Linked DNA regions of Homo sapiens: region 2 is linked to region 1. Evidence: chromatin contacts called from ENCODE Hi-C or POLR2A ChIA-PET data. All regions are on one chromosome and are shown on one strand. Each heading gives the region's core, a stretch centred on a gene start or an enhancer-like site at or near the end of the contact. The rest is flanking DNA. Distances are from core to core; before and after follow the strand shown. Region 1 holds the start of GRIFIN (galectin-related inter-fiber protein). Region 2 overlaps IQCE (IQ motif containing E).

The links. Hi-C counts contacts between places; a loop is a spot of excess contacts on that map. ChIA-PET counts read pairs that join two places held with the same protein, here RNA polymerase II (POLR2A). Pooled maps may share reads with other maps.
Region 2: a pooled map shows a loop between it and region 1 (6-fold over the local background). The contact joins the enhancer-like site here to the promoter of GRIFIN in region 1. A Hi-C loop is called at or near these places in 1 of 168 maps with a recorded cell type or tissue (endothelial cell of umbilical vein), 1 of 37 single-sample maps with no recorded cell type and 8 of 50 pooled maps. POLR2A ChIA-PET finds 5 or more read pairs at or near these places in 2 of 52 experiments (CD4-positive, alpha-beta T cell and HEK293T).

The regions. Positions count from the first base shown.
Region 1 is chr7:2,472,175-2,478,318 of GRCh38, reverse strand. It overlaps GRIFIN (galectin-related inter-fiber protein), which reads left to right and starts at 1,921. Exons shown (of 5, transcript NM_001394787.1): 1 at 1,921-1,947; 2 at 2,320-2,399; 3 at 2,491-2,650; 4 at 3,012-3,178; 5 at 3,434-3,591. The coding sequence starts at 1,936. The coding sequence ends at 3,449. RefSeq lists a silencer at 410-479 and an enhancer at 3,852-4,397.
Region 2 is chr7:2,603,816-2,610,533 of GRCh38, reverse strand. IQCE (IQ motif containing E) reads right to left here. Exons shown (of 22, transcript NM_152558.5): 19 at 5,543-5,653; 20 at 4,537-4,658; 21 at 3,307-3,410; 22 at 1-490. The coding sequence ends at 372. Among named protein-coding and RNA genes, the nearest start is that of TTYH3, 25 kb to the left of the region's middle. RefSeq lists an enhancer at 1-461. Within about 2 kb of position 1,498, at least 5 of the 41 ENCODE cell types and tissues checked have a DNase peak (open chromatin) inside an H3K27ac peak, as active enhancers do.

The DNA of each region.
Region 1 (6,144 bases), core at 672-3,171:
CAGGCCCTCTACCGCTGCCCCCACAGACCCCAAAGCGAGGGGATGACGGCCGGGCTCCTGTGTCCAGGGTTGTGGTTGCCTGGGCCACCCTACCCTGCCAGGACCCAGGCATGGACAGCAGATGGCATTGCTGGACTGCTGTGCCCAGCGGACGGTGGGGGAGACTGAGGCTCAGAGGCCACGAGCGCCAGGTTGTCAGCTGGTGGGAAGCCTGTTCCAGCCCCCTGCCTCTATGTTCTGCACAGCCCTGGCCCTGAGTCCTGTACCCAGAGTCCTGCTCTGTGTCCTCACTCCGCAGCTGAAACCAGGGCTGTCCCTGGGGCTGGGGGCAGGACAGGGAGGGGGAGGAAGCACTGGCTCCCCTTCCTGCTGTGGTGAGGGCTTCCCTCTCTGTGCTCTTCTGGGGGAGGCACGTAGGAGGGACCTGCGGCTTGCTGGGCCCCAGGACGGCCAGGCAGGATGGGGACGCGGATGTGGCCGGGGAGGGCAGGCACGCTCATCCTCTGCTGCCCAGGGCTGCCCCCTGCAGGGCCACGGCCAGCCCTGCTACGAGCCAGGCAGGAGAGACGGGCTCCACAGCCGCAGGCTCCGCACTGCTCTGCACCACCCAGGGGGCTGGCGGACAGTCACGACCACCTTGAGGCCCCTCCCGGCCTCAGCAGTCCCACCCTCCTACCAGGACGTCCGGGCACAGGCCCCAGCGGCAGCACCCATGGAGAGGTCAGGCGGGACCCAGGTCAGCCCTGCCAGGGCTTGGAGAGAATGGCTGGAAGGGACCCCTGCGGATGGGGGACTGGAGGGCCCACTCGAACACGGGGACAGGGCGGCAGGAGACGTGAGAATGGAGAATCCTGGCGGGGGCATCCTGGGGGCCAGGCCTCTTCAGACACACAGGCAGGGACACAGCAAACCTCCCTGTCACCCAGAGTCTCTGGAACTCACACCCCATGCCTCGCACACTCATGGGCTCACACAATCGTCCGGCCTGCAGCCAGGATACCCACCCACGAGATCACTGCACACGCACTGCACATGGCTGCACATGGCTGCACACACACCCACCTGCAGCAGCCCTAGGGCTCTGTGCCCCCTCCAGGTCCACTTCGGGCCGGTTCCCGTCCTCGGAGGCCCCAAAGCTGCCCGACAGCCTGAGACTCTCTCTGCTCACCTCCCTTCCTCCTTGAGGGCCCAGCTGGTCCCCCCCATGCTCAGCCTGAGGTGGGGAGCATCCTGGGTGTGGGAAAAGCCCTCCCCTCGCCTGCCAGAGCCTGGAATGCGCTGACCAGCGCCGGCCTAATCCTTGCTGTATGCCCCATGGGGTGGCTGAGCCAGTGGGGGCAGGCGGCGGGGGCCAGGGTGGGCTGGGGGACAGGCCCTGCAGCACCACGTGGTCAGACGGGACCTGGGAAGCCAGGGCAGGGGTCGGCAGCCAAGCCTCCCCTCCTAAGCCTGCCCTTGGCCGGATGGGAGGGTTCGAGTCCCTGGAGGGGCCCGTGATCCCGGAGGAAGAGCCGGGCCAGGGTCCCTGCCTAGACCTTGCCGTCCCAGTGAGAAAGGAGTGGCTGCTTTCCTGGATCCTGAAGGAGTGAAGTGGGTGAGAGTCAGGCAGGAGAGGGCTTGGGGGAGCAGGGGCAGGTGACCCATCTCCCTTGCGCCTGCACAGAGAACCAGCTGGAAGGGAGAGGCCCGAGGGGTAGGGAGATATGGGCTGGGAAGGGCCCAGAGACCTTGCCAAGTCACCCGGGGGTGGGGCCCGGCGTTCCCCACCCCCAGCCCCCCCACTCCGGGCGCTCCCCACCCCCAGCCCCACCCCGGCGCTCCCCACCCCCAGCCCTCCCCCGGCGCTCCCCACCCCCAGCCCCCCGGCACTTCCCACCCCTAGCCCCCCATCTATACCCCAGGCTCCCCGCGCCCTCCCACAGTGGCTGGGAGCAGATGGCAGTGCAGGTGGGTGAGACCCTGGACCTGGAGAAGGAGAACGGTGCAGGGCTGGGGGCTCCCTGAGCCACCCGTGCTCTCTCTGCACAGAGATGGGGTATGGGCTCTGGCCTCTCATCAGATCTCAGGGCTGAGAGGGCGTCAGGGTGAAGGTCCCCCCAGAGCTGGCCTGCTGGGCAGGTGTGTCCCTCCCACCCCAGCCCTGGTCACCCTGTCACAAAGACACCAGATGAACAGAGCCTTAGCCTATGTCTGGCACTGGGTTGGGGGCAGGCTGGGTGGGCAGGGACCTTCCTGGACAGATGGGATAGGGTGGGGGTGGGGGTGGGAGGGAGGAGGCTGCAGCCCCATGAGGCTGGTCCCCCTGTCTCTTCCACTCAGTCTAAAGCCTTCTGTGCGGGCGGCCTGGCCCCCGGCTGGAAGCTGCTGGTCCAGGGACATGCTGACTCTGGAGAGGACAGGTCAGCGGCACCGCCCTCCCCTCGCTGGGCCTTGGGCTGGGTGGCCGGCCCAGCTCTTTGCAGCTCTTGACCCGCACCATGTCCGCCCCAGGTTCGAGACTAACTTCTTGTTGGAGACGGGGGACATTGCCTTCCACATCAAGCCCCGGTTCTCCAGCGCCACTGTGGTGGGCAATGCCTTCCAGTACGGCCGCTGGGGCCCGGAGCAGGTGTCTAGCATCTTCCCGCTGGCCCCGGGGGAGCCCTTTGAGGTGACAGGGGCCTGGGTGGGGCCTGGGCTAGGCAGGGAAGGCCCGTGGGGGAACAGGGGGCCAGTGGGCAGCGGGTTCACGGTGGACGCTTACAGGTCAGTGGGCCAGGGCAAGGTCTGGGTGGCCTCCCTGGCCTCAGTTTCCCTACGTGTGCAGTAGGTACCCACCACCCTGGCTACCAGCCACCCCATCTTGGGAGAAAGGAGGGGACTTTGGGCTGGGGGCTCCAAGCCAAGGGACCCCCGGGGCCTGCCAGGCTGTCCTTCCTGGAGACGGCCGGCAGGCACATCACCGTTAAAAGCGGGACCAGACCCCAGGCCCTGGGGGCTGGCACTGAGGTCACTGGCCCCAGCCTGCCCAGATAGAGGTCAGCTGGGACGCGGAGCACTTCCACGTCTACGCCCCGGAGCACAAGGTGCTACAGTTCCCATGCCGTCAGAGGCCGCTGGGCGCCACCACCAGGGTGCGCGTGCTGAGTGACCACTGCCTGGCCCAGGTGGAGCTGGCCAAGAGGGGCCTGAGCTGGGGGTAAAGTCCCTGCCTCTACCCAGGTCCCTGCCCATTCCTGCCCCACACTGCCCACCCCAGCAGGGATTTTGCTTCTCACCCTGATCCGGGGACCCTCCTCCGCCTGGGGAGGGGTTGTCTGCCTGGCGTCCCACCCTGCTCCTCTCCCTGCCAGCCCTGCATATCCGGCCACGGGAGCAGGGCCATGGTCCACCTCCCACCCTGGTCTGTGCATGGGCAGGGCAGGAGCTAGGGACGTGCCTTGGATGTTTGCAGGGACCGGGGCTACTGAGTGACACCTGCACCCCAGGAGCCAGCCTCGGCTTGTCCCATGTCCAGGGTACCTGGAGTCCCACCCTGGGGCAGCTGGGTGAGGGGGTCTGTGGTCCTGTGTGCTCCTCGCAGCTCCACCTTCAATAAACTCTGAGAAGGCTGCAGGCGTTTGGCTGCTAGGGGGTGGCAGGGGGAGGCTCAGGTGGGGCCGGTGCTACGCAGCCCTGGAAGCTGGGGGGCTGGGGGACCCTGAGACCGACACTCCAGAGACGACCCAACCCCCTCACTTTGTCCCCAGGATGCTGAAGCTCTCGCATACGGCGGCCTGCATACGGCCTCGCCGTATACGGTCTCGCATACGGCCGGGATGGACCTGGACCGGGGAGGGGTGTCGGATGGCATCCTGTGTGGGGAGGGCACCTGCCATGGGCCAGAAGGTCCCAGCGGGGCCCAGGGGACTGAAAGGCAGGGGCAGGCATGGCCTGGGCCAGTCCCCACCCAGGACCACTGGGCTCAGGCTCTTGCCACGGCTCAGCCCTGGTGGGAAGGGTCAGCCCTGGGGCACTCATGTCCTGCCTGGTCCAAGCCATCTCCTCAGAGGCCCCAAGGCTTCCCTCTCCCCCTACTTCCTGCAGGGGCCTTTCCTGTTTCTCCTGTCCCACCTGGAGGGAGACGTGAGCCTGTCCCAGCAGCCTCATGTGTGTGTGGTGGTGAGAGCCAGGCTGGTGTGTGGTGGGAGCAGGAAGGCCCCGGAGGCCTCATAAGGGGACATGAGCACTGTGGGGAGAGTCCCCCAGGCCTGCCCCTCCTGGCTGCGTGACCATCCACAAGTCCCCCCAACCAGCCTCAGGTTCCACACCTATACAATGGGAGTTGTGGCTCCTGCCTCCTGTATGCGAAGGGCTCAGCCTTCGAAGAGCCGAAGAGCCCCGGGGTGGGAAGGTGACTTCAGGGGCACACACAATGAGATTTCGTAATTGCATGTTAATTCTACTACAATTACCAACACCGGGCATCTCTTCATCTCTATCTCTACCTATCATCAATATCTATCATCTATCATGTATATACCATCTATATCCGTCATCATTGTCATCAACATCAATCATCTATCTATCTATTCATCTATGTGCCCACCTACCAATCTATTATTTATCCACATGAAACTAGTGACGTCACAGCTTAGGATGAAACTCAACAGGTATTTAGCCTTAACAAGTGAGTTATTAAAGGAAAGTATTACGCCAAGTGCATGCCTGTAATCCCAGAACCTTGGGAGGCCATGGCAAGGGGATCCCTTGAGACCCCAGGAGTTGGAGACCCGCTTGGGGAACACAGCAAGTCCCCATCTCTACAAAAAATACAAAAATTGGCCAGGTGTAGTGGCTCATGCCTATAATCCCACCACTTTGGGAGGCCGAGGCGGGTGGATCACCTGAGGTCGGGAGTTTGAGACCAGCCTGACCAACATGGAGAAACCCCGTCTCTACTAAAAATACAAAATTAGCCAGGCATGGTGGCACACACCTGTAATCCCAGCTACTCGGGAGGCTGAGGCAGGAGAATCGCTTAAACCCGGGAGGTGGAGGTTGTGGTGAGCCGAGATCATGCCATTGCACTCCAGCCTGGGCAACAAGAGCGAAACTCCAAACCAAAAAAAAAATTTTTTTTTAATTAACCAGATATGGTGGCTCACACCTGTGGTCCTACCTGCTCAGGAGGCTGAGGCAGCAGGACTGCTTGAGCCCAGGAGGTGGAGCAATTATCATGCCACTGCTCTCCAGCCTGAACAGAGAGAGGCCCCTGTCTCGAATGAATGAATGAATGAATTGATGAATAAAAGTATTAGGTCTGCAGTGGCACAGACAGGAGAGCAGAGACGGGAAGCTGGACTTGGGAATGGCTGCCTGGGTTTGAGCCTTAGCTCTGCCACTCTCTGTGCGCGGCAAGGCCCTGAGCTCTGGGGACCTCTGTGAAACAGGAAAATGAGTGCCTTCAGCATATCTTTCTGCCTCAATGAGTTACTTCAGATGACAGCATGCCTAGACAATGGCTGGCACTTGATTTTTTTTTTTTTTTTGGAAACGGAGTCTGGCTCTGTCACCCAGGCTGGAGTGCAGTGGTGTGATCTCGGCTCACTGCAACCTCTGCCTCCCGGGTTCACGCCATTCTCCTGCCTCAGCCTCCCGAGTAGCTGGGACTACAGGCGCCCGCCACCACGCCCAGCTAATTTTTTATATTTTTAGTAGAGACGGGGTTTCACCATGTTAGTCAGGATGGTCTCGATCTCCTGACCTTTTGATCCGCCCGCCTCGGCCTCCCAAAGTGCTGGGATTACAGGCATGAACCACCACGCCCAGTCTTTTTTTTTTTTTTTTTTTTTTTTAGACAGAGTCTCACTCTGTTGCCCAGGCTGGAGTGCAGTGGTGCAATCTTGGCTCACAGCAGCCTCTGCCTCCCAGGTTCAAGCGATTCTCCTCCCTCAGCCTCCCGAGTAGCTGAGATTACAGGCACCCATCACCACTCCCGGCTAATTTGGTATTTTTAGGAGATATGGGGTTTCTCCATGTTGGCCAGGCTGGTCTCGAACTCTTGACCTCAGGTGATCCGCCTGCCTCAGCCTCCCAAAGTGCTGGGATTACAGGTGTGAGCCACCACCCCTCACTAATTTCTTTATTTATTTATTTATTTTTTTGAGACAGAGTCCTGCTCTG
Region 2 (6,718 bases), core at 249-2,748, 130 kb before region 1:
CTGGTTGCGGATAGCAGCTCCTCACGGTCAAGGTCGTGGGCAGGCGGCAAGGTGCTGTCAGAGAACGTGTCACTACAGGGCTCCCTGGCATCTGCGAGTTCACGGCAGATGTGTCTGTTGGCACTGAAAATCCACCATCCGAGCTGCAGCTGGAGATGAGGGGGATGCGAGCCGCTGGCCCTCCCCAGAGAATAAAGTAAAGGCATTTGGGTCTCCTTCCACAAACAAAAGCACAAAGAGACACGACGCAGATGCTGAGGTGTTAAGTAGGTATCATCGTTCTTCTCCTAACACGATAAATTATCTTTCCAGTCGTGGTTCCTATGTCCTCGGCAGCGCTGCCATCACGGCGTGGAGACAGTGACGGGGACCTAAACTGGAAAGTTCTTCGTGGGCAGAGACGGTGCAATGACAATATCGTCGGAATCATCGGAGTTGACGTCATCCCCAGGTAGAGGTGCCAAGGCCTGTGGCCCTGAGGGAGAGGGGTCTGCAGAAATGAACCACAGGGAGAGGGGTCAGCCACGCTGACCTCAGGGGCTGCCACCACGGACACCCTTACACTGTCTGCTCTTCCCCGGCAGGCAAGACGGCAGCCACCCCGAGAAGCAGTAAGCCATGGGGCACACAGGCCCTCAGGAGCAACTCACACACCTGCCAGAAAGCCTCACTCTCCGCCCTCAGGACCAACTCACACACCTGCCAGAAAGCCTCACTCTCCAGCCTCAGGACCAACTTACACACCTGCCAGAAAGCCTCACTCTCCAGCCTCAGGACCAACTTACACACCTGCCAGAAAGCCTCACTCTCCAGCCTCAGGACCAACTTACACACCTGCTAGAAAGCCTCACTCTCCAGCCTCAGGACCAACTTACACACCTGCCAGAAAGCCTCACTCTCCTCACCTTCAAACTCAGCTCTGAGTATTCTCACCATTTCCCCCAGTCAAAACACCTGCAAAAGCAGACATTTGCCAGCATGGAGGAACCTCGAGTCCACACTGGAGTCATTCCCTGAAAGCCATTCCCACAGCAGCAGTCCAGGAGTCTGGGGCCTGGGTGGGTGGCTACCCGTGTGTAGGAGCGTTTCTGCTGGGTGCAGTGGCTCATGCCTGTAACCCCAGGACTCTGGAGGCCGAGGTGGGAGGGTGGCTTGAACCCAGGAGTTCCAGACCAGCCTGGGCAACACAGCTAGACTGCACTTCAAAAAAAAAAAAAAAAAAGCCAACTTCCCTGTTAACTCGCTGGCCACTGGTATAGAGGGCAGGAGGGGGCAAGGCACGGATCGCTGTGAGCTTGCAAGCTGCTCGGCCATTCCCCCTTGGATGCTCCTTCCTAAGCATCTAGAGCGTTCCAAACTTTTAATCCATTCTAGAATGGGACGCCACCTACAGACGGGATGGAGGTGGGTACCAGAGCTGAAGAAGGGACGGGTCCTACCACAGCAGCAGCCCCAGAGCTCCTTGCCGGGGAGCCTGAGTGTCGCTGCCTTGAAAGACGAAAGTAAAAAAGTAATGAACTGCTCATGTGAGATTTTAAAAAGGGAAGGAAATGGCAATTCGGCCATGCCGCAGATACTGTAACTGTGTCAGCTTTTTTTTCCTGCAACTTTCAAGAAAATTCATATTAAAGGGGAACCTTATGAAATTAAAAACAGCTTTCATGGTTATCTTCAAAAACAACCAATCAGCTCAAACAAAAGCTTGATTTATACTTTTCACAGAGACATTTCCTTAGGTCAATAAAGCTGAATCCCTGGGTCACGGGGATGAACTTGCGTCTTTAAAATCACTTGCGTTGAGCAAGAGAAAAGGGCAGCATCAACGCACGCTTTAGCCCTGATCAAAGCCTCTAAAGGTCACCAAAGGCAGGGTCTGGCGAAGCCGGTAGAATCGGCTCCCGGAGAACAACTGAAAGCCTTTTGCAGAGCCCACGAGTCACAGGCCGGCCCGACCGCTTTGCGTGTCTGTACATTCTCCCCGAAACCCCAGGCTGCTCATCTTTGTGTTGAGCTTTACAAATGGAAGTTTTGGAGAGAATATCAAAGTTCAAAGTTTTCTAGCTCTGACGAAACTAGGTTAAAAAATGAAAATAAAATGTGATTTCATACGTGGTATTTCCAGGTCAAACGTGGTATACGGTTCTTAGCTCGTGCAGGAGACTCTCTAAAACACAGCCCCTAGCGGGACCCCCTGGGGAGGGAAGGCTCTCGGGCTCCAGGTCTGATGCGGGCCTCAAAACGGCCTCTTCCCAACTCCGTGACTCCGCGTCAGCACAGGAGGGATCTCCCAGGAAAGCGAGGCCTCCGCCCGCCACGGGCCCCCACACTTACTGGAGTGGTACTGGGGGGCTGCCGGCTCCCTGGGCCCGTCCTGAAGGGACATTCAAATTAAGGCATGTGGGTCCTGGGCAGGCCTCACCCTTCCTTCACCCCCTGGCCTTCCTCACCCTCACCCTTTGGGCTCAGAAGAGCCTCTTCCTTTGTGGTTTTCCTTGCTGTTCTCTCTCCTCCTTCCCTGACTCCACCCTGGAGACCTAAGGACTCAGCACAGCAAAGCCCTTCGCCTGACACTTCCCACGTGAAACAGCCCCGCACGCCACACTCCCCTCCTCAACAGGGTCTTAAGGCTGCCCTTCTCCATCTCCCGACAGTCCCGAGTCTCAACAGCGTGCCTCCGCACTCATCTTCCCTTTACAGGAGGTGTCAATGGGGGGTTTCTAATTGCAGGATAAGACACGGGATCTCAAGTCCACGCAGAGCAGCATAGATTTGGGGTGGAGAGTGGCTTTCCAGCTGTCTAGCCCGTTCTCTACTTTAAACATGAAGGGACTGACGGCCAGAGAAAGGCAGGGCCTGCTGGGGCATCCCCGTCAGCTCCGGGCAGAGCAGGGATGAGGCCTCACACCAGGGTGTGGCATCCTGCAGTGCCAGCGGCTTCTTCACTGACTGTTTTTGGACTTTAACAAAGTAGAAAAGGAAACAATAACACGGTTTTACTCAACAAACAAACAGGAGAAATGCTGGCCTGAAGGAGGAAGCCACCTCGGTCCTGTTGGAGCTGAGAGCAAAAAATAAAGACAGCAAGGACCTCGGCAATTCCAGGCACAAAGGACAAGCTGGGCCAAGGCGGGGCCCTGTTGTGGGCCTTCCTGGCATAAGGCGACGCTTAGTTCAGAGGCAGCTCCAGATGGGACACTCCTCCCTTCCGTCCCGACACAGCCCGGGCTTCCTGGAGGTGGCCACTCTTTGGCTGAGACCTCAGCAGACCAGCTGCCCTGGTGCCAGAATCCAAATGAATGAAATTACCAGGAAGAGCTGCGAGGAAGGGTGGGGAGGAGGCGTCCCCGTGTGTGGCTGAAGCCGATCTCCTCCTGGTAGAAGCTGCGGTGGTGGTTCTTTTACCGGTAGCACTGGAAAAAAACAGAAAACGCCAGCTGATTCTGCTTTTAGAGAGTACAAACCTCTCTGAGGTTTACAGCAGCCTCAGTAATTTGCTTGGAGGCAAGTATTCCAATGAAAGCAAACACAGAGCCAGTCCCGAGCCCCACGACCAGCGCTGTACCCAATATGCACCCAGGGTCCAGAAACGTCCGGCGGTGAAGAGCCTCAGACACGTCCCCGTCCATCTCCTCGGGGACCATGCTGAGGTCAGGCCGGCATGGTTTTATAAGCTGGCCTCAGACGGCTCCGTTCCCTGTCTCCTGTCTGGGTCAGCCCAGCTGCCATTCCCCGGGGACATGCTTGCAGGCTGCATGGCCCTCCACCTCCTGGCTGGGGCTCGCCGCCCAGGGATGGGTCCCTGACTCCTGAGCCCACAGTGTGTCCCAGGTCACATGGGGTCAGGACCATGAGATGCAGATGCGGCCTTGGAGGGAGAAACTGCCCACTCGGAAGTGCTGGGTGGCCGCGCGGCTCCACCACAGAGGCTGAGAACCAGAGCAGTCTGTGATAAGAGGGGAACAAACCCCATGCGGGGTGAAGCAGACGGGGGTGACGGAGCGGGGCCGTCTCTTCCCCTTACTGTAAACTCCCCCCGGCCAGGCTCACTTCAAGGGGTTTTGATTTCTGCAACCGAGAGTCCTAGCAAACCCACCAAGAGGCCTGTGGGAACGCTGCCATCTAGACCCTGCACGCGTCGCCTGTCATATGCCGTGTCCAACACGGAGGTCACAACACAGTTTTCTTTCACAGGGATGACCTATCAGCACAGCCAAAAGCCAGGCCACAGACTGATGGTGACCTGAGCTACACGGTGTGTGAAGCTCCTCTTCTCATCTCCTCCCGGTAGGGAAGAAGCGACTCTGGAAAGGCCTCCCCCGAGGATCACACCTTCCAGCCCACTCCACGTCCGTGGTGCAGCAGGGAGTCCTCAGGATGTGAAGCCTTTACTCTGGCTCCAAACCGAGGTCCCGCTGGCAGGCGGCAGGCGCTGCTCCAGTTTCCGCCACATGCCCTGCACCCAGTGCTCCGGGCCCAGTGCGGTGGGCAGCCTCTCGTGCCATGTCTGTGTCCCACGTCCCCGTGACCCTGACTCACCTGTGCCTGGCCCGGGCCAGGTGTGCCCGCAGAGCGGACTGGATGATGACGATGGCCTCCTCCTGCACAGGGCTGCCCGTGGCCTGGGCGATGGGGCTCGGAACGCGGGGCACAGGAGAGCTCTGGGGTGCAAGGACAGCAGGGAAGACGACTGTTTGGCAGCCCCCTGCTGGCTCCCAGCACTCAACCCCCAGGGCACCCTGGGCGTCAGGGAGACAGGAAGAGCTCAGTTTCCTTTTCAGATGGCCCTGCCTCCCGGGAATTGCTGGTCAGTGAACAGCCTCCTGGTGGCAGGTTCTGAATTTTTAAACTGTAGGGATTCTTATTTATCTATTTATTTATTTATTTATTTATTTATTTACTTATTTATTTATTTTTGAGATGGAGTCTCGCTCTGTTGCCCAGGCTGGAGTGCAGTGGCGTGATCTCGACTCACTGTAAGCTCCGCCTTCCGGGTTCACCCCATTCTCCTGCCTCAGCCTCCTGAGTAGCTGGGACTGCGGGCGCCCGCCACCACGCCCGGCTAATTTTTTGTGTTTTTAGTAGAGACAGAGTTTCACCATGTTAGCCAGGATGGTCTCGATCTCCTGACCTTGTGATCCACCTGCCTCGGCCTCCAAAAGTGCTGGGATTACAGGTGTGAGCCACCGCGCCCGGCCTACTATAGGGATTCTTAAACAAAAACCTGGTCCTCAATACAGAGGAGGGGCCGCAATGGCCTGCATCTGTCTTTAGTAGTTTTTAGCTACATCTTCATGGAGCTACTTGACTCTCCGGCAGCTTAACGCAATCTGGCCCTAACGCCACATCCATCCGGGGCCTGTGCAGAGGGGCCTGCGCAGAGAAGCCTGCATGGCCTGCGTGGCCAGGGATGGAGCGCAGGGGACGCCTGCTGGGCGGGCGGGGATGTGGAGGCTGAGGGGTGCCCTACGCTTTCTCGATGGATGGAGTGCGAGACGAGCAGCTCTGCAGATGGCCACTGGGACGTCCAGCACCCCGACATTACCTGGTCTGGGAGGCCTGGCACGCTGGGTGGCTCTGAGCCATGTGCTTTGCTTGCTAAGAGCTTTGTCCGCGTGAGATGTCCCCTGAAAGCTGCCTGAAGCACCACAGCCGCCTGTCAGGGAAGGAAGCAGGGAGAGAAAAGTGGGTGTGAGTGCCCGGGGCAACGGCGGGCGAGAGGGAGGCGCCGAGGAGAGAGCTGCCACGGCAGCAGGGAACGTGACTCCCTTCACTGCTGTGCAGCCACGTTCTCTCAAAGAGCCGTCCGTGCTCCCACTCACCCCAGTCTGGGAGAAACTCACTGGCGCCCCAGGGAGCTGACAGGGCATGGCACCTGTCAGCACAGTGGGGACTCTGGGAATGGCAAGGTGCCCGCTGCTCACTGCAGTCCCTTTCAGCGGCTAATAGGAGCTGGTATTTCACACATGGTTAGGTTTTCATGTTGGAGCGTTTTTTCAGGTTGGAATAGTTTATTGGTTTCATCTACTTTCCATAGATGTCTTCTAAATCAAGCAAGGGGCCACAAGACCTCTGAAGTGATCTTAAGAGAATTATTTATCCTGAAATGATTTTCTTAGGCTATGTGGCTGGGTGCAGTGGTTCATGCCTGTAATCCCAGCACTTTGGGAGGCTGAGGCAGGGTGATCACTTGAGGCCAGGAAATTCAGATCAGCCCGGGCAACACAGCAAGACCTCGTCTCTACAGAAAATTAGCTGGGCACGGCACACACCTGTCATCCAGTGCTTTGGGAGGCTGGGGTGGGAAGATCCATTGAGCCCAGGAGTTTGAGACCAGCCTGGTCAATATGGTAAAAACCTGTCTCTACTAAAAATACAAAAATTAGCCAGACGTGGCGCGCATGCCTGTAGTCCCAGCTACTCAGGAGGCTGAGGCATGAGAATCGTTTGAACCTGGGAGGCAGAGGTTGCAGTGAGCCAAGATTGGGCCACTGCACTCCAGCCTGGGTGACACAGTGAGACTCTATCTCAAAAAAAAAAAAAAAAAGACAGGGAAGCTCCGTAAGAAGTTCACACTCCATTTTCGGGGAAGCACTTATTTTTGAACGATCTGCCTCTAGCCCTGTGAACCCTCCCAGCCTGATAGATGGGCATCTCTCAAACTCGTTAGAAGAATGACAAGCATGCCCACCGAGCCCCATGCCACGTGAGTTTAGCAGGC